Regions from separate parts of the Homo sapiens genome. Here all the other regions are linked to region 2. The links are chromatin loops, found by intact Hi-C in ENCODE. Cell type or tissue: PC-3. All regions are shown on one strand. Links, peaks and the distances in the headings refer to the core of each region. The heading gives the core; the rest is flanking DNA.

What was found. Hi-C counts contacts between places; a loop is a spot of excess contacts. Peaks named below come from ENCODE experiments on the same cell type or tissue, not always from the same donor. Only the 100,000 strongest peaks of a DNase experiment are listed, where the experiment ranks them.
Region 1: a loop joins it to region 2, with 3 times the contacts of the local background. A loop is called at or near these places in 10 of 110 quality-filtered maps.
Region 3: it touches region 2 in a loop (3.0-fold over the local background); 6 of 110 quality-filtered maps call a loop at or near these places.

Annotation. Positions count from the first base shown.
Region 1 is chr2:161,943,816-161,948,815 of GRCh38, reverse strand. SLC4A10 (solute carrier family 4 member 10) reads right to left here. Exons shown (of 27, transcript NM_001178015.2): 17 at 1,089-1,250. Among named protein-coding and RNA genes, the nearest start is that of DPP4, 130 kb to the left of the region's middle. In PC-3, for the core only: a CTCF peak has its summit at 2,101 (motif pointing right); no DNase peak of the experiment used is centred there.
Region 2 is chr2:161,410,721-161,418,807 of GRCh38, reverse strand. TBR1 (T-box brain transcription factor 1) reads right to left here and starts at 2,511. Exons shown (of 6, transcript NM_006593.4): 1 at 1,706-2,511; 2 at 978-1,132; 3 at 486-607. The coding sequence starts at 2,397. PSMD14 (proteasome 26S subunit, non-ATPase 14) reads right to left here. Exons shown (of 12, transcript NM_005805.6): 12 at 7,091-7,506. The coding sequence ends at 7,408. RefSeq lists enhancers at 1,763-2,385, 4,147-4,296 and silencers at 3,807-3,856, 3,927-4,096. In PC-3, for the core only: a CTCF peak has its summit at 4,222; no DNase peak of the experiment used is centred there; H3K4me3 peaks cover 2,315 bases.
Region 3 is chr2:161,219,309-161,227,395 of GRCh38, reverse strand. It overlaps TANK (TRAF family member associated NFKB activator), which reads right to left. Exons shown (of 8, transcript NM_001199135.3): 5 at 3,405-3,481; 6 at 2,650-2,765. It overlaps PSMD14-DT (PSMD14 divergent transcript), which reads left to right. Exons shown (of 4, transcript NR_110593.1): 4 at 3,913-4,138. Among named protein-coding and RNA genes, the nearest start is that of LINC01806, 21 kb to the left of the region's middle. In PC-3, for the core only: CTCF peaks have their summits at 3,848 and 4,051; a DNase peak (open chromatin) is centred at 4,065.

The DNA.
Region 1 (5,000 bases), core at 1-5,000, 530 kb before region 2:
ATGGGCAGAATTTGGCTGGATTTTAGGGATCTCTTTCACACAGGTAACACTTTAATATGATAAACTTGAAGCATCATAAAATAAAATTATCTGTTCTTATCAAAGAAACATAATGTTTTAGTTTATCTAGAATATAAGCATGACAGTTGGGAATGTACACAACAGAGTGGGCAAATTTAAAATTTATTCTATGTGAGCCAATTTTTAAAGCCATTTCTCATTTATAAAGCCAATTCTGAGCAAATATTCACATATAATTATTATCCAGATCTAGTTTATTTTAAGATGCCTTTATGACATACACACAAGCATACACAAAATGCTTAAGATTATTGTTTCAGCTTAGAAAAATGTTTTTGTATTAATCAGACTAAGATTTTTGGGGAAATAAATGAATCTTCCACCTTAGAGAAGAAAGTGGTGACAAAAAAGAAGCCCCCTTCGGAAGGAACAGTTCTTGAAATATTTTTCCAGAGTGGAATTTTGATCATAATCTATAGCTCATCCCTCAGAAGCTTGTTTCCTTGTTTCTTTTCCTTTTTTTAAATTTTTTTTGGCGGAATCAGACATTATAGGTGTTACTTTGCAGTGTTAAATATTGAACTAAGCTGTTTCTCTGTTTACTTTCCTTTCCAAATATGCAGATGCAAACGTGGTGGGTTAGGGGGAGGGACTGACGGTTTAAACATTGAAAAAGAGAATATTGTTCCAATGAGTCTTGCCGGGGCTTCCCCAATTAGAGAATGTAACATAGGCTCCTCTGAGGTATCTGTCAGGCTGGAATAGTTCCCACTGTTCACTGGGCAAAAAAGTGACAATCAGTAATGCAGTGTGTGCTGTGAATTTCCAAAAACGTCAGTAGGAAAGTAGGAGTTGATCCGTGGGGTTTGCAGTTAGGAGAAAAGCCTGCATATGCACTCCCAGCACCTGCATCACAAATTCTTTCTCTTCAGCCCCTCATCTCACTCCACAACTAACCTGGCAGCTCACTCACACAAAAGCCTTTCAGTGGCTCCTTTTATTACATCAATTACTCTTTCTTTTGTCCTATGTTATTTTACATTTAGATCAAGAAATAGTCTAAGTACCTTGGTTGGAAAATATCTGCTAGTCTTGAACTGCTTCAGGGTGGCTGACAGAGTAACTGTGGAAAAGAACAGGATCACAGACCAAAATAGAACATCTGGAACATATGGGTGATCATGGCCACAGGCCCGTCCAACATACTCTCCATGCAATGATTTGCATTCCTGCCAGAGGAAGTAAAACAAATGGAGCTACTAAGAAAAAACCGGACACATTTCTTGCAGAAAACTAACACCTTCTGATCAATTGTAGTTCAGATGCTGAGGCTTTTCCTTTATGGCTCTCACAATGATTTAGCAGGCATTACATTACGAGTTTCAAGTTCAACTTGGATGGGTGGTGAGAAATATGCAAAGGTTTATGAAAAATTTGAACATGAACTGCTTTTTAAATTTAAATGTATAAAACGATTGATTTACCAATTAATTAGTATGTATTAAATCTAATATCTACTAAGTTCCTAACACGAGATATATTGAAAATATGACATATGTAATAGTGATTGGTTACTAAGGTCAGACACTATGCCCAGCTATTTAAATACATCATTTAAATTACTTTTCACACCAATACCATAAAATATGTTCATGCTATTATTAATATTCCATGTCTGAGGAAACTGAAGCATAAAGGGGTTAAATAATTTGTTGTGGCCTCACCACTGGTGGGTGGCCGCAGAGCTGTGATACAAACACGATTTCTGCAGTGAGATTATTATTGCTTATTGACTAAGAACAATGACTTTGTAGAATTATCTAGTCCAAAAGCTGCCAAGAAAGATGAGAAAGGCAACAAGAAAACTATGACATACAATGACTGAAATGAACTTGTAAGTCAAAGATGGGACTATCGAACTTGGACTAAAGAACAAATGAAATAAAATTACTACATGAGCAAGGCAAAGCTCATATTTACTATGACTTCTCCATGGATTATTTTTTCTTCTGCAACTGTAGTTCTGTAAGAGCCTGAAGAACTATTTCTAATTACTGCCTTAGCCATGAGGTGGCAGCAAAGTCAAAAAAATTTTTTTCCTCCAGGAAAAACTGAGCATTTCAAACAAATATTTTGAATGAAAAAAAGTTATTTTAAACTTACTTTGGTTTATCTTATTTAAAAATTAGATTACTAAAGTATTTTTACATTTCAAAACAGGAAATAATGGTTTAAATGATCCAGTGATCTCATTAGTCCTTGAGATATTCTTGCCCTGAACATAAATTGAATTGCAGAGAGATCTTGGAGACAAATATGAACTGATAGATTGATCACAAACACAGAGTCTGCCCAACTTTAGGCCTGAAATCTTTGTAGAGCAAAAAGTAAATACACTCCAAAGATTGTAGAATAAATTACAAATAGCTACACTGTCATCTGAAAACAAACAACTAGTAAAATCTACTTGGAGTTGCTAGCTACCCTAAGCCTGAGAGTCTTGAGAAATATAGTTAATACACCTTATTATTGTCTTAAAGAATCTGTCTCCTTTTCTAATTTAACTGCAAACATCTTCCTTGATAGGCAAAGTTAAATTCCAATTATTCATGTTAAGCTAATACAGAGCACAGCAACTTGGCTAATTGAAAAACCACAGAAAAATCCCCCAGGCCTTAATTAAAGTTTTAATTTTCCTTCTTTCAAAATGCTTTAAAAATAGATAAGGTGGCAAAAATGAATCCTTGTGTTTTTCATCCTCTTCTGCACCTGTCCAGAAATGCTAGCAGAGCAATTATTAAGCAATATAATGGGTAGCAAAATTGCTACATAGAAAAAGGAGCTAAAAGTTCCATGATAAACACATTATCTATAAATTTGTGAGCATCTTTTGTCATTTCTGCAGGTATAAAAGTCATTTGGCGGGATCTTGTTCTCAATTCTTAAGAACATAGATGACATTTAAAGGGTTCCTTAGCTGTCTTACACTCTATAATTTGCCAATGGTCTGCCTAATTACATTAATTCAAAGCATATTTGAAAATGTTATTTATTTTCTCTTTGGGAGGAAACAAAATGCTAATTTTAAAAGAGAAAAATTGTGACCTGCTAAATTCAACAATTATTTTCAGATTTATACTAATTGTATCCCCAATACACACACAGAGGCACTCACACATGCACACATACATACATGCACACATACACACAGAGTAAGTCCTGAAATTTAGAAATGAAAACCAAATCCAAATCCTGCTCTCGTTTTTTGAGTCTAACATATGGTTTCAGTTACAATGGGTACTCAAAAAATGCTTGTTGACAAACTGATTTCTACTAATTACTCTTCAAACACATTCTAAGTTTCAGCAATTCTATAAGTTGGCAAAAATTAAGTTAGAATAAGAAATTAAAGTTGGCATTAGTGTCCTGCCCCTTATATATGTACAAGCTAAATATGTAATTCAGGCACTGAAACACCAAATGCTGGTTAACTGCTTATGAATATTTTAAATCTTGCCTAAGGATTTCTTATAAAGGCTGATTTTTGAGATACTGACAAATATATATATATATATATATATATATATATATATATATATATATATATATATACACACAAACTTAAGTACTCCAGTTTGCCATAAATATTTGCATTAAATAGTAAGATGAAACTGTTTCAAACAGACATTAAGTACTTCTATCAAATGTTTGACACTTACTATGCATAGAGCAGTTTGGGAGAATCAGAGAAAACTAAAGTTCTTTGCCCTTGCTGAGTTGGCAAGGTATAAATTATAATTCATGAGATATGTAACAAACAACTCAATAAAACATTACAGGACCTGCCAAACAAATAATATGTAAATTAAATGTTATGTCACTATTTTAACAAAATTAGTTGTGATAGCCACTAGTTCAGTGCTTTATTAATAAAATATTTTTGATGACATTATGAATATATTGAGGAAAAAATTCAGCATAACAATTAGACAAAAATTTTAATGGTCTTTTTTTGACTTAAAAATTACAAGATTGTTTTCATTATATAGTATTCCCTCTGGTGATAAAGACTGTTTCTGGTCAAGTTTAGCAATTATCCATTGCAAAAACTGCTTTTAACTAATGAAAAATAATATGAAACTTTCTGCTCAAATGTTAACACCTAGTACAAAACTTTTTAAAATGACAAAAAAAAAGAGAAAAAAACCAACAACCCCACAATGCTGTATTTGCTTTAATTGCAAAATATTTTTCACTATTCTACTTGACCTCAAAACTCAGGGTATCTAACTCACAGCTAGCCTGATAACTGTGCTGTATGTCTGCTTCTTAGAACTCTCAAAATTCAAGATTTGCTAATACATAGAAGGAATATTATTATTTAGTATTAAATTATTCACATAATACAAAACACATATAGAGTAAATTATCATGTTATATAACTTAGAGATGGGATCATTTGGGTTTTCATATTGAAGAAGACATCAAGAGGCTCTGTAAACATAATATAGTTTACCAAAGAAAGTGTAGACAGAAGACCCACTAATGATTTCATTAATCATGACCCCATGTCTAAATTCTGAATAACTATAGTGTTTTTTCTTGATCAGCTCATCAATTCTTTTATTGTTCAGTTTAAATGGCTCTTTGAGTGGAAGCAGACTGGCAATGTTATTTTTCTAGGGAAAAATAGGTGGAACAGAATAAATGTTAACAATAACAAAAGAAAACAATAAGAGTAACTGAAGGCTTATTCTACAGAACACAGCTAGGGTAAGAATAGAAGTAGTAAAATATAGGTCAAGATAGAATTTTAAATAAAGAGTAAGTAATTTGATTTCAATTTTGAAAGAACATATTCAATAGAGAAAATCAAGAATATAGTCAATAGATCATATGCTCTTTACAAGAATCATGTTTAGAGTTTTATAGTATCTGTACAACAAAAAAGATTTCTATGCTCACTAACTAGACAACTT
Region 2 (8,087 bases), core at 1,232-6,231:
CCGGGCCGGCGGAGGCAGCCTGCAGCCCGCCTTCCAGGCTAACTGACCGCGGGACTCGCCTGGCTGGCGGCTGGCTGGCTGGGGCAGACCGGCTTTCGCACCTCTGGGAGCGAAGATAAGCCGGGGCACCGGAAAAAAGGGGGAAGCCGACCGCCCGATCCTCAGGGCCCTTCTCCTAGTCCTCCTGTAAGGAGGAACAAAGATTTCCACAACCTGCAGATCTTGTGGGGTTTCTTCTCAAAATCAATCAGTATTAGTACTTGGGAAGGTCGGGCACTCCAAAATTGGGCCGACGGAGGTGTTGCCAATGAGAACAACTTTACAGATTTAATATAAATTTGGAGGGTGGAAATACAATTTTTAAGTCTTTTTAATGAAGCAAAGAAACGTGTATCCAGTTCCATATGCTGCTTTACACTGACGAACTGGATGTCAGGGAGGAAGGGGTGAGAGAGAGAGAAAACACGAGCGCTTGAGCCACTGACCTGCCCATTGTTATTTGAAGCTCCTTTGTTGTTCGTAAGTTTTAATTTTCCAAAAGAGATTTCTTGGCGCATCCAGTGAGCCCCAGTGTTGGGGGAATCCGGATGCATATAGACCCGATTTCCTAGAGAAAGAAATACATTGTTTACATATGCCCCTGGCACTGCCCAGTCCCAGCTCCTCACCACGTAGGACACACACACACACACACACACACACACACACACATACACACACCTTACTCCACCATGAAGCCCATTAACTGGGGCTTTTTTAGGCCATTCTTTCTTCCTATTAACTGGGGGTGATTAAAATAGCTTTTGCATAATCCTCCCCCTTCTCGCAGCTCAGTCTGTCCCCCTGTCCCCCTCGTTTCCTTTTAGAAGTCATTGGCCGATCGTTTTAAAAGTCGCTCGAGCCAGTCCACAAAGGCTTTAATTAATCATTCTCACCTAAATAAGTGTCAAGAAAATGTGTTAATTGGAAGGACTTGCCTTGCACATTGGTGTCCGCTTTGCCGCAAGGAACCCATTTGCCTCCTTGAAACCTCCAGTGATTGGGATCCGCCAAAATCACATCCACAAAAATATTGTAATGAGCCGTGGGATCGAGACCAGAAATGTTAAAACTTAAAAAAGGAAACATGCGCCTATTTAAATTAAGGGGTGGGGGGAGAAAACAAGGAAAAAAGAAACATAAATGTTAAAGATTAAATGCAAGAAGCGGGGCGCCAGTTAGCAAAGCAAAACTTGTACTTGCAGCAAATAGGCGAATATTTGCTGGATTAGAAAAAGGGTGGTGGGAGAAGAAAAGAAGTGCAACCCAAATCAGGGAGAGCGGCGGGTGAGCTGGAGTGGGAAGGTGGCAGTTATCACTGCCCAGGTGGAGAGCGAGGTTGGCGACCTGCGTCTCCACCTGTCCGTGCATGCCAGTGTTGATGCGTCCCTCCCATCGCCCAGCCGCTGGCCAGGGCTCTTCCTTTTTCTTGCCTTCCTCTGGCCACTGACTGGCTCTCCCACTATGTTCCTAGAACGGGGTCCCCCCCACCAACATCACCCTGGCGGTTATCCCTTCCACTTTCCCCCTTTCCAAAACTAGCCAACTCTAGGGCGCCTTCCACTCCGCTCCCGACCCCAAATCGTCGCTGCCGCGGCAGTCACAGCCTAGGTGCACTTGTCCCCGGCTGCGCCTAGAGCAGCGGCAGCCAAAAATGTAGTATTACCTTCCCTGTTTGGTGATGATCATCTCCGTTTGGTGCCGGTGAAATTTCAGCCAAAGGGGCCTGTTGCACAGGTACACCTGTGCTTTGCCGGGCACCAGCCCCGGCTGGGTGGAGGAGAACTGGTAGAACGGAGCTCCTTGGTAGGAGTGGCCGTACTGCTGTGGGTAGGGGTAGCCGGCCGTGGGGTATCCCTGCGGCGAGGAGTTGGACAGGAGGCTGTTGTAGGCTCCGTTGGTGATGACCGGGTGGTGGGCCATGTAGCGGCTAGGGCTGCCGATGGAGAAGGCGGGGTGCGCCGGTCCGTGCTGGCCGGGGTACGGGAACATGGCACTGGGAGCAGTGGCCGCAGACTGTGGCTGGCTGGACTGAGAGAGGAGGTAGCGATCTGCAGCAGAGCCATCGAAACTGTGACGAAGCTCAGAGACCCCGTCCAAGACAGGAGAGAGTTTACTTCTCTGGACGTCCCCTGGTGAGTCCTTGGAGTCAGGAAAATTGTCTGTATCTGACTGATTCGTCATCCCCCTGGTAATTTTTTTCAAAGGTGAACTTCTCTCCAGGTTGTCAGTGGTCGAGATAATGGGATGATCGTGCAAGACAAGCTCGGATCCGCCTGAATGTGGGTAGCTGCTGCTCACATTGAGAAATTTCTTGGAGAGCATGATAGAAGGAGAAAGGCAGTGCTCCAGCTGCATAGCTCTAGAACCTGAACACTCGCCCTCCCGTCCCTGGTTTTTAAAGTCCTATTTATCATAAACTAGAAATCCACAGACCCCCTCACTAGACAGAAAGCACTTCAACCAGCAAATGCTTCTCAAAGGTTTGATTTACTTTTTTTTTTCCCTGGGAGAAGAGATTGGCCAATTGACACTATGCAGCAATCAGAAAAGGCTCACTTTTGATCTTGCTGCTTGTGCAGCCGATGAAACGGCTCCTGCCATTGGTTAGCTGCTGACAGTAATTTAATTAGATAGACATTAATTAGGATAATCACCTGGCTCCTGGTAGCGACGATCATGGCAAATTGAAGGGGATGATTTTATTGTTGGCTTGGGGGGTGGGGAATGTGTGTTGGTTTACGTGAGCACTGTTGTGTCACCTTTAAGCTCTGTGACCACTGCTTTAGGAAGATTCAAAGATGTGGAATTTACTAAACATTTCCTACCTTCCCCCCCTTCCCCCCTTTAGAGCGGAGGGGCGGAGGAGGGAATTCGACGATGCTAGGAGACTTTTCGGATCTGAATGAGCCAAATATTCAGTTGAATGTAACGATTTCAAGTGCAAAGTATACAAAGCGCGAGCCGGTGGCCTCTTCTCGCCCTGTAAAAGTTCCAGAGTCTGTCTTTTCCAGCTAATACAAAAGCACACAACACCTGAGCTGGTGCTTTGTGAGCAGATCCTACATGTCCTCGGCGCCCCCACCCCCACCTTTTAAACTGCAAACATAAATAAATAAATCCCTGCTGCTGAGAGCCACAGCGACAAGCAGAAGGGGGGAGGAGAGGGGGCGAAAAGCAGCAACTCACCCACCAATCCACCCACCTCAGGAAGGTTCGGTTTCTTGGTTGAGTACAGAAACAGTGACAATCTATGATCTCCTTTTTAAGTTTTGAAATAATCATAAGCTGTCGGGCTGAAATGCCTTAATGTATTTGCAGTGATGTTTACCGGCTCTTTATTAAATATTTTATCAGCGCACTTGGTTGCAGATTATCTGAAGAACATCTAACTGGGGGCAGGCGCCATGCATCCTTCTCGTCCCTCTGCATTTCCTTCTCTCTGAGGTACTGGCTTGGCGACAGGTTCAAAAGCCTCGCCAGGAAAAGAGAGGGCCGAGTCCCCGTGCAAATGGGCTCGTCAGAAGCGCTGATCTGGGGAGACAGAGTGGAAGTGGTGTCAACACAGTAATCGCTACTGAAAACGTGTGTGTGTGTGTACGTGTGTGTGTTTAATGTTTATATAATCTGGAGGGGAGAAAAAGCATCCATGCCAATAATTTTTAAAAGGAAAAAGAATCTAAAGAGGAATAGAAAAAAACCAATTTAAAAAGATGTTGGCACAAATAAATAGCACGAGGCCCGAAGAGACCCCGAGGTGTAGGGAGGAAGTCTCCCAGCACCGGCTCTACAGAGGAGCCCAGCCCTCGGCCTGAGCCAGAGGGCCAAGAGCGGCAGAGGCTTTTTATCTGCCCAAAGCTGCCTCCCGCGGCCCGGCGCTCGCTGACCTGCCCTCCCGCGGCTTTCCTCCCGGACGCCGAGCCGCGCGGGAATGAGCAGGAGGAGCGCCGCCCAGAGCTCCGCTCGGCCCCGAGAGCTGGCCGGCCCGAGGGCGGGCTCCGCCCGGGAGACTGAAGGAGCAAGGGGTGAGCTGCGTCTGGCGCAGACCCCAGGGGCACACGCTCTTCCCGGGCTGGAGGAGCGGCCTGGGCACCTCAGCCGGGGGAGCCTCTGGCTTCGAGCGAGCGCGTCTGTCCTACCCGGGCCGGGGCAGCTCCCGGAGTGAGAGCAGCGCCTGGGGACATTGGGTGGGTCCTGAGCATGGGCGGAGACGGGTTATCCAGACTCGCCGCTTCGCCACTGTGGTGCATTTTCAGAGCTGCGCCTCGGTGGGCCGAGCGGTCAGCGCTGAGCCGAGACTGCGCCCCTCCAGGCGGGCTGAGCGCCTTGGCTGCAGAGGGCACCAGCTGCGGCCTCCATCAACGCGCCGCGGGCAAGGCCCTGCGCTGGCGGCCTGGGCAGGGCAGGTTGTTGACCAGATGTCCCAGACTAAAGCCGAGACAATTTTCTGGGATAAAAAGAGAGCCAGACCCATTTTTCCTTTCGAAAGCAAACCTCAGCTCCTGGCCAGGAAGCTTCATAAACAAGCAGTCTTAGCTGTTGAATCGTTGGGGTGCGGGGGAGGGGAGTAGGGGATGCCATTTGACACTTGTTTTTCTGCCCTTGACCTTCTACTGCCATTTGCCCTCATGAGAGGCTTTTGACCTCTTGACTACTTTTGGCTACTTTTGTTTCCTTCTTTCTCCATCTTCAACTTCTCTGTCCCTGAGTGCCTCTCCCTCCGGTGCTTCGGAAGACAGTACTTTCCTCCGTTCTCAGTGGGACAGAGCCTTAAATGTGTAGAGGTGAGACATCACCTGGGCTCTTTTTGAGGCTTTGCCATTCTCGACACCCTAAACTGTTTTTTTTTTATGCTAAATTGAAATGTTAAGGTGTTAAAGGATAGAAAAGGGAAAGAGTGCACCTCCTTCAGAGTTTTTAAGGAATTGAATTGATGTGCTCTCTGACCCACTTTGGATTATCAGTACCAAATTCAGTGATTGCTCACATATAGGGTATGCCTTGAATTTATATATACTAAGGAAAATGAAGGCTTTCCTCAGAATCACCACATGTGCCTGTGAACCGTACTTCTAAAAGAAGGCCAGGGCTTCTCAAACCTTAAAGTGTATATGAACCACACCAGGATTCTTTATTATGATTCAATAGGCCTGGGGTGGGGCTTGCTTTCTGTATATATAACGAATTTCCATAAGACCCAGATGCTATTGGTCCAGGCAGATGACACTTTGAATAGTGAGGCCGGAGCTTTCAGTGCCCCCGTATTAGTCTGAGAGAAAAGCAGGGACATTTCTGCACTAGAGACAAACAGTTTTGTTTCCAGAGCTGCTTTACCTCTGCATGATGGAGGGGTAATTGCGTGCACATGTGCGCGCATACATATACAGTCTTAAACAGCTTACTAAGTTTGTGATTAAATGCATCTTTTCAGTGCCTAACTGGGCCTGGGACATCAGGCTGCTGCGAAAATAGCTGTACATTCCAAGACAAAGGTGTTCACTGAGCCTTGCCTCTTAGGGCATCTTGATTTTGATCGACTCCAAATCTACAAAAAGTAATGTAGGTTTTTGCTAGCAAAGATTTTGACAAGGTTCTGAAACTGGGAATGTCACCAACATGAACTAAGTGAGAGTAAGTGGTGTGTGGCTATAGGGAGTCCAGGAAGATGGGGTGATCAAATAAGGGCAAAAAAACAGGCAAGGTAAGCCTTTCCAGTCACAGGACTCAGGATATTTTCAGAGGACTAAGTAGAAAACAAAAACAAAAACAAAAAAACCCTTTCAACCCAAATATTGAGAATAGTTCTTGAAATGTTAAGGCCTTCTTCTGAGGGCACTGTACCCCCCAAAAAATCATTGACTAGCACTCATTAACAACATCTGTGAAATAAGTTATAGAATCTTATTTGCAAAGGGAAAAATCATATCCAAAAAGCCTGCACACAAGTTTGAATTAGGCAAAAGAAAATTTCACTAACTTCCACTTATATTTGAATTTTAAATGGTTAAATGTAATCCCAACAACTTAAATTAATACATATTACATGTCCTACATAAAATATACTGTCACTATATCTGAAACAGTAAACCACAGGACAAGCAAGAAATGCTCAGAATACTTCTTACTCCACCAAAAAAGATACTGTGAAACATACTGGGAATTTAAGCCATTTTGACTTTCAGTTTCTGGTAACTTCACTAGGGAACCAATAAGAGCCTAGACTTGTTCCAGTAGGACAGTAATTTGATCTATCACAGCACTCATAACAGTTCTAGTAGGTTAAGTTAAATTGCAAGTCCATGTAAAACATTCCTTTAATGAAGCTACAGTAATACTCTCACCATATTTTCACAAGGGTGCAGACTAGAATTAGATCTTTGTCTCTGTATCTTTTGCCATACAAATGGTATAATCAGTATGGTTCTGAACCGTAAGTAATAACAGGGGCAGTTACTTTTGTACATCACATTAGAAGTTGGTATTAGCCATTTTTTTTTCTCTATTAGAAAACTGGGTAGTCCTAATTTAGAAAAGATGAGACCAAACAATAGCAAAATTATTGCTTATAAGCTTATATTAAACTCACATTATGACTACTTTTCTCATTTTGCTTTTTAGACATATACTTTCTGTGGCTATTTTAGATGAAAGTCCAGTAGAGTTTGCAGCAGCCAATTCCCAGTTTCAAAACTGTTGGTAGAAATGTACTCTTTTAAAACATGATAAAGTCTAAATTAAAATTGCTCCCTTTTCTTTGTAAATGTACTCTTCCAAAATCCTAAAAGTATGTTTATAAGATAGTGAGTATACAATATTTAGCTTATGACAAATGCTAATAAAATGTCAACATTTTTTCTGAGTTACTCACTAATTAGGTAGCCACTCATTAATGGAAATCATTATACATCTGTGAAGTTTTATCACACTGATGTTTTATGTGTTGTAAGATCTTAAAATGCAAACGGAAACATATCTTTGTGTGAGATTTCTAGACCACTGTCAAATGTTATTCCATCAATCCCACCCATTGCCAAAAAGATCTCAGGAGGCATAGACTGTAAATGTATTTTATTTTGTAAGTGACAATCAAAATATATTTGTGCTACTGATTTTTTCAAATATTAAATGGGATCTTAACAAAATTTGTCCACTTTGATGTATTCATGTATAACTTTAGAATCTGCAAAGACCCTGACTAAAGAAACAGAAGTAATTGCACAACTGAGACTGAAGGTGTTACAGTGCTGCAAATGATGCCAGATGTCTTACATTTAGCCAAGTACACCTTCAGAGGTCCCTTGATTTTGAGCATTAGGAACAACAGAGGAATATACACTGAAGGCATCATTAATAGCGTTTTTCGTTGCTTTATTTAAATACGACAGTATCCAACATAGCTGCTAAACACTGGACAATATTTGAGGTCATAAGTACATCCACATGTTCCTCCAAATGACGTTTGGGGTCCTAAAAGAACAAAAATGAGGAAAGAGAAAACAGAACCATATTACTGGTAGATAAATTACTTAAATTTTTTTCAGTAGCTGATGAAACTAGTAAAGAAAGCCAGACCTTACTTAAATATTTTACAATTTAACTTTACTAGTATATTGTTACATTCTTAGAATTTCTAAATCAAAAAGTTAAGTAGCTAATAAAATAATAGATTACACAATGAAAGCTTGATTTATACAATGCAATGACTATGTACCAGAGATTTTTATAAAGAGTAACAAGGAATTCTATACAGCTCACAATCATCTGATTTTTTAAAAAATTTCATTTATATATGTATACCTGTCTGAATATATGTGTATATTCTCTACCGTTCATATATCTTGAATGTCTGAGAGAATGCTTAATTCAAAGCGGACATACCAAAGGGTAAGAGTTCAGTGTGAATTCTCAGCACTTCTTCTATGTTTTATAATAGCAAAAATCAGAATTCTGTACAATTTTAATATTTCAAGAGTAGTGCTTTAAATGATTCAGAAAATATTCTTGGATCAAAAGCTGCCGTTTGTAGTTGAAGAATTTAAATACAATTT
Region 3 (8,087 bases), core at 1,161-6,160, 190 kb after region 2:
AACATGTTGGTTTCTATATATAGAGAGAAGTCCCCAAATTGACAGAAATGTGCTTTGAATTATTTTTCTAGCAGTTGATCTATCCCCGCTGTGAACAAAACGAGGAGAAATCAAACAGCTCTAAAAAAACAGATATTTTCTTTCAGCAAAGCTAGCTGGCATAAAACTCAGCCACATTAAAATAATCTGAGTTAATCTGCTCAAGCAGTGAGAGTTAATATCTATTAAAAAAATTTAAACCTTACATTCCTAATGCTACTAGAAATCTAAGCTGAGACAACTTAAAACTCAAATGAGATGCATGAAAGCACTTGTCATCCTGACACCATATTGAGAAACATGATCAGGTGAGCAAATAGCTTTTCTATTTTGTCTATTTTAAGACTACTTAGCTTTGCAAGGAAAAAGTAAAATGGGAAATATTTTTAGATTTCCCAGTTTTAAATACAGGCTATCCATTTAGTTACTTCTCAGTATAATCACGTTGTATATTGACAAAAGAAAAAGACCTCATGGTTGTTTATTACCCTTCTCATGGATGTTTGTTACCCTTAATCCTATATTCTTCCTTCCCAATCTCTACTGAAATTGGACACTCCTTTATGAACCAAACAGTACTTTATTTGAAGCTATGGATAAACATACATTTTATCTTTATCATTTCTTAAGTCTACTGCCATATGTAGATGAGTAGAAAAAACAAAGTAATAATAAATAGGAAATGTAGAATTCTACTAACTCAGTATTTTCAAATGAATCATATCTGGTTATTTAAAAGTAAAAATCAAATTTTAATACAAAATAACATAGGGACAATACACGTACTCTTCCCAGATATATTGTGCAAATCATATTCAAAATAGTTCTTCTATATTTTTATACAGTGTAGCATACATACTTGGAAACCCTGAATAGGCATCTTTTCAAAAAATATTTTTTCCTTTCTCCTTTTGATATACCACTGTCAGAGTATAATATTTATTTTGGTTTCTCTTTGGACCCCAGCAAAACTTCACTAGAGTCTGTAGCACAAAATATTTTGAGAATAATGTACTTATTATTTGTGACACTGTTAATATAAAGCATAAAAATAAGGCATCAGGAAGCAGTTTTAGTGGAGAAGAAATTGAAGTTAAATACTCAGTGTTCTAGCTGACAGACACATACTCAGATTTAGACCTGTGCAATTTAAAAATGGTCAAAGTATTAAGCCATTGATAATGAGATAAGTTTTCTGTGTAACAAAGAATATATCACCATTACAATGCCTTGAAAAGATGTTGATGTTCAAAAAAGCATGTTTATGAATTCTAGGTACTACATCTCCATAGCTAGCATATTTTAAACAGAAATAATTCATTTACTTCAGAGGTACCTAGTTATCTTTAGTCCATACAAAAGATCAATTTCTCATGAAAATGACAAAAATTAAGGTGAAGAAAAGAGTTGTTTTTGGGGAGGTGGGGGAAGGGAGAGAAAGAACCAAATTATGTCTGTCTACAAAGATTATTTTGTTTCTGTAATACCACATTGTGTAACTTTTCTGAAAATAAAATGGTAGTAGTAGCAAAAAGTGAATTTACACTATAAAATGATTTTAAATAGCCTAGATGTAAGAGCTGCAAGAAATGGAAAGTGATCTTTAATTAAAAGGGTGTTAGTCAGCAAGACTGCAACATCTCTCAGAGTGAAAACTGTAAATCACATCCTTTGGGAATTGTCTGCAGAATAGCTCAAATCACAAAGGTAAAGGAGAATTTATCATTATAAATGATCAGTTTACCTTCCTTTTGTTTGCAGAAGTGTTTGGTTGCCAGACCTAATCCCTTAGATTTTGCTATTCATATAGAACTACTGAAGCAAACACCAGGAAGCCAGTCTGGGGTTTTAGGAAAGGGTACAGCATTTACAAAACATACTATAACACATATGTAAAACAAATGTTCCTTCTAAATTATATTTTATACTAAATGTGTATTTTGTGCATTAAACACAACTAGCACTCAGGAAATTTGAGTGCCACGTTTTTATTCTTGAACCAAATGAGTTCAAAGAATTCTTGAGCCCAGGAGTTCAAGGCTGTAGTGCACCATCAGGCCTGTGAATAGCCACTGCACTCCAGTCTGGGCAACATAGCAAGATTCTGTATTGAATTAAAAAAAAAAGAACATTAAAAAAACATCTATCCATAGTGTATGTAATGCACTTTCAGGCAGAATTTACAAACAAACCTGATGTTATAATTTTACTTAGCTCATATAATATGGTAGTGTGGCTTCAAGGTCACTTATTAACATAAAAGTTAATGTTTAATAAGGTCCCCCAAAAAACAACTGAAAACTTTCAGGGATATAGTCTGTATTTATTTTGTATTTTTTTAAGGTGGGATGTCTCATTAAGATAATTAGTAATTATGTCTTTCAATTTAATCTATATAGTACCATATACAACAAAGAGAAAAAAACCAACAATTACACATGTAATACATTACAGAACTTACACAGCATGTACACATTCAAACATACGTGGATGAGGGGTAAATTACAGATGCTACACACTTAATAGGCATTCAGGAATATTTTCACATTCAAAAGGAAATCAATTTCAATCAAGCAAATCAATATTACTGTAAATTAAATTAAATCTTACCAGTTGCAGTGTCTGGTATATTAAGTTTGCTTAAGTGGTCTTTCTGTGCTTTTGCTAGCATGCATATTTTATGAAATTCTTCTTTCAGATCCCAGAAAGTCTTCTCTATATTACCCCTAAAAAAAAAAATCAACATTTTAAAATGTAAAGCTATAACTTCCAAGTTTTTTAAATAATCAAACTTATGTAGTACCATTTTATGTGCCACAAAATAATTATTTAAAAGTAAAAAAAAATTATTTTAAATTCCTAAACAATGTCCCCAAAATCAGCTTGTGTTTGTAGAGGGCCAGGCACAAAGTAAGTGATAAATTAAAAGTTTTAATACATAAATATAGTATAGTCTAGCATATCTACTTATTCATATATACACTAATGTTGGCTGTCTTATTCTCACATTAGAAATTTCAATGCATTGACTTTTGTTCTCTGCAAATATCTTAAATAGAATATTAAATATTCCTCATTTTGGTAAGGTTCACATTAGGAGCCATCCATATAAAGAAATACGACCTTAACACTTGGTCTATTGAAATAGTAGAGCTTTACAGAATTCAAGTTTTAGATTCAGCTCTGCTATTAACTGCATGACTTGTTTAGGTCATCTTTAACATGTAGGATTCTGGGGTTGGTCACTTCCACTTATTCTAAAAGGCTATTTTTTTTGCAATTGTTAAAGCTTAAAAAAAACAAATATAAAATATATTTCAGTATTGATAATTTTTAAGAGTTGAGAAAAAAGGATGTAGAACTACCTTTCATGGAGCAAAGGACTGCCAAGACTCCTTGCTGAAGTTTCTTTTCTAGGAGAAGAAACCTCTTGTCTTCTTACCTTAAACATACAAAATGATTACTATTACTACTTTAAATTGCTCCCAAATTCAAATGAGGTCGAGTAAAGAGAAAACACAAAGGAAATTTTATTTACCTTCCCTACTGAAAAATAACTTGAGACAGCTTATAGACCTATATGTAATATACAATTGATTTTTTTCTTTAAATGAGAAAAATCAAGGAAAAAGGAAAATGAAGAAGGAAAGTCTGAAGAGATGAAATATTTCTGGTAACTTCAATTACTATTTCCGGTACTGGTAATTCAAGAAATTTCTCAAATTCAACTATTGATCAAAATTGCTGCTCTGTTCACCAAGCACCTCATACGCTCAGAAACTTAGGGGGAAAAAAATCTATGTGTCTACTTCTTTTGATATTCAGTAAAAATGGCCTATATATTTAAATCAACGTGTTTGTCTTTTGTTATAGATTCTTTGCTGAAGAATGCAGCTGTATTAAAGGAAGAAAGAAAACCAAGCTACAGCTCCTTATAATTCAACAAGCATTTAAAAGATTTATAAAGATGGTGCAATTATGTATTTAAGCTGCTTCAACACAAGTTCTTGCCTTTCACTCCCACCCTGTGGCTTACACTGGTATTACATCTATTCTGACATTTAAAAATCAACATTAAAGAACATATTGTAATAATGTATTCTATGGTTTAAATATTTAAAAAATTTTACATCATACCTAGAAAGTGTTGTGTACTTTCTAAAGCTTATAAACTGAAAAGGATTTGAAGAATCCTAATACAGAATCATAAGTTATAATTCATCCAAAATTGTATAGTTCTTAAATTTCAAATCCAAACCAGTGGATATCTGTCTTTAGTGACATTTAGATTTTATTCAATTAAGGTCATTGTAGCTATTATAAATGGAAGATTTTACTTCATTGTGTCTTATCACTGAAGTACTTCACTCTTGCTTTTCAAAAGATTTCTTTCAATTTCTTCAGAGTCTTATTTGTTCTCTAAGACAAAGACTTGATTTCAGTTTGTTTTTCTTAAAATTAATATCTTCTCCAATTTATTTCCCAGTTTTTTCTAAATAAATACTTTAAATATATAGAGTATTATTTTTATAGTATCTCAGAATTAGTAAAATAAAATCTTGCCAATACAAACAATTTGTGATTTTATACATTATATTGTCAGACTGAAGTAAAATAAAGATTATTTTGTTGCTGCATATCATGTGTTTGACAAACATTCAGGTCATATATTCTTCTGGATTAAAACTGCTGTATTGAGCATTATAAGGCAGTCACATCAGAAGATATTTTCACATTCACAGTTTGTTTTTAAAAGTGGTAGACAAGGTTTTTCTATGGTGTTTTGTACAATTAGAACACTCAATGGATTTTAGTGTGGACTAGGAAGAAAGGCAACATTTTAAAGCTAGCCAGCCAGTCAGAACACTACAAATACGAAAACAAACTTTTAAAAGATTTTATTATTAAGTCTATATCAACAAAATCAGAGAAGAGGTATATTAAGAAAATACTTATATTTGATAATTTAATATGTCAAACAAATCATAAAATAAGTGATTATATATTAAATGGAATGACCTCCTTATAGTGAGCCAAGATTGTACCACTGCACTCCAGCCTGGGCGACAGAGCAAGACTGTCTCAAAACAACAAAAAACAAAACAAAAAAAAGAGTAATGCCCTGTAGTTTTAGCCTAAAACTGGAGATAGTTACAGAAAGTGGTAAAGATAGTGCTCCAAATTCCAAAGTCCTGACTTTGACATAAACTAGGAATGACTGCTTCTGAGATTAAAGAAGTATTAAAAAACTAATGGGGATGAAGAGGGCTGAAGGAAAAGATAGGAAAAAAATGACAAACCTTTGTCTCGCTTGGTAAATAATTGATGCTAACTTACTTCTGTGATGTTTGGATTTGATAACTAGTGTGGGTGAATTTATCAAGAAAAGATTCCTTTGGTGTATTGGCAGGAGGTAAAGGAGGACTCCTTAAGGAATTCCTATGACGTATCTAAACTAAGGTCTTCAGCTTCTTTGGGGTTAGAAACACAGCTCTGCTTACTATTATTTTTGTTTTTATTCTTATTGAAAAAAGTATTACTGGTTGTACTAGGCAATACACTGCACCTTTTATCATTCATGCCAAATAAAGCTGTTAGTATATTTCAAATGAAAATTCTGAGTTCCCGGTACCCAAGAAAAATCTTCAGAAAGGCACCTCTTAACATGTTACTTGGGGGAAAAAAAAAAAAAAAGTAAACGGTTTTCTGACAGACATTTTGAAGTCGGGTTTATTTAGAATGGGGCATAACATGTTAATGCTATTTTCCATTATAGCAGTCTGATACAACTTTCTGAAAACAATCATTAATTTTTCAAAGGATTTAGGATTAGTATAATCAATGGCAACTTCAACACTTTCCCAGAAACTCAGACTTTTTTGTCAATGCATTATCTTAATAAAGATTAATCAGTTTGTTGAGCATCTCAGAGAGTAAGATAACTTGTATTTTTCTTTCTATTCTCAAATATAATCCAAGTGGGCTCTGTACTGCAGGAAGATGAAGTTGTAACTTCAAATAAGAAAGCAAGGGAATTTTGAACATTATATTTTAGGAGATTTTAAGCATTAAATCATTCAAAAAATGAATTTATTTTGAGGTACTAAAACTTAAAATACTTAACATCATAAACTGTTCCAAGTACTAGTTTGGAAATGCTGAACTTGTGGAATGAATGCTGAAATAAGAGTTTTACACATCATACTTTTCATATACACTTCCAGTATGTCGCTGGGTAAGTCATTCAACTAAATCCATTAAGATAAACACATCTGAAACAGTTGGAAGATGTAAAATGTTTCCTTAAATTTCCTATGTGAATTGGGAGAATTTTGATTTAGTGTAAGTCAATTTAAGCTTCTCCCTAGATGGGTATTATATCAAAAATATATGTTCAAGGGACAGTTGAATATGCAGTGATATTTAAGGAGGAGAAAAAAAAGTGGTTAATATTTCATTAGTCCAAATCAGGCTTTATTATTGATGCAAAAATAATCAAAAATGTTTTTGTTTCCCATTCTAGGATATGTTAGATATCAACCTCTCAAAGAAAGAAATGTACATTTTCCTTAACACCTGCTTTTGTTATAGTTGATACTAAAAGTGAAATTATTTTATTCCTTTTATAAAAAATTGGAAAGATACAGAAAAGAAATAAAAATTGTCATTTGAAACCATATTTTTTCTTAAAAATTTTAAGCAATTAAAGTCAGCAAAATAAAATTGAGTTACAGAATTTTTTTTTCCTTTTTTGAGACAGAGTCTCGCTTTTGTTGTCCTGGCTGGAGTGCAGTGGCGTGATCTTGGCTCACTGCAACCTCCATCTCCTGGGTTCAAGCAATTCTCCTGCCTCAGCCTCCCAAGTAGCTGAGATTACAGGTGCTCGCCACCATGCCCGAGTAATTTTTGTATATTTAGTAGAGACAAGGTTTCAACATGTTGGTCAGGCTGGTTTCGAACTCCTGACCTCAGGCAATCTGCCCACCTCGGCCTCCGAAAGTGCTGGGATTACAGGCGTGAGCCACCGCGCCCAGCTGAGTTATGGAATTTTTAAAGATAATTCTGACTAAACTCTTTAACAAGATGTATATTCTCTCATATGTATGTAAGAAACCTAAACTTTAAAAGGCTTCTATTAAGTAAAGAAGGTTAGTTTTCAATGATACATATTTCACTTAACTCCAGTGTTCATATCAAAGACTCCCTTTAAACTTTAGTTACGATCCTTGCATGCAAAGGAATATTTATTTTTAGCTAGCTTAGGCAACTGAGTGTAGTCAATGTTTTATTTCGTTTCGGGATGAGGCTAAATAGAAATATGCTTTTAAAACAGAAACGAGAATCCTTACTTGGATCAATGTAAACCAAGAAGTAAGCCAAGGTGGGATGGGATGGATTGGTAGAGGGAATATAAACTATGGAATAGGTATAAATGTTAGCTTGATAAAATTCACTACAGAAAAAGGAAAAGTAAGTAGTAGGAAAAAAACTGAAAATAAAGATTCATTTGTCACTTAGATTTTTGAGAACTAAGAATGAAATGTTAAAGGAGGAACTGAGGTTGAATATTTCCTTACCAGTCTACATATACTGAGACAAAAGATGTTATAGTGAAGTCAAGCACTGGATACAGCTGAATCAGGGAGAAAGTGAAAAAAGGGCTGAGACAGAAAAAGATTAAGGTATAAAACAGGACCAAAAAAAAAATTACAAAAAGATATTTGATAAGAATAAACATAAAAGAATAGTACATAAAAGTTTGAGGATAAAAGATAAAAAAATAGAATATTGTATTTAATCTAAAAGAACTTACGGCCATATAAAATCTATGGTTCTCTCACCCTCATTAACATTCCTGAAAATCTAGCAAAGCAAGAGAAACACAAATCCTAGGAGCCTTGTCTGTTCTGTGTGATACAGTGTGCTAGGCAAACCCACTGCCAGTGTGGGAACAACTCCAGGGCAAAATGGGATCCATCCCAGAGTTCTGAAGGAAGTGGCAAGAAAATAAACAATATAAAAATAAAATTAAACACCCTAATTACTTC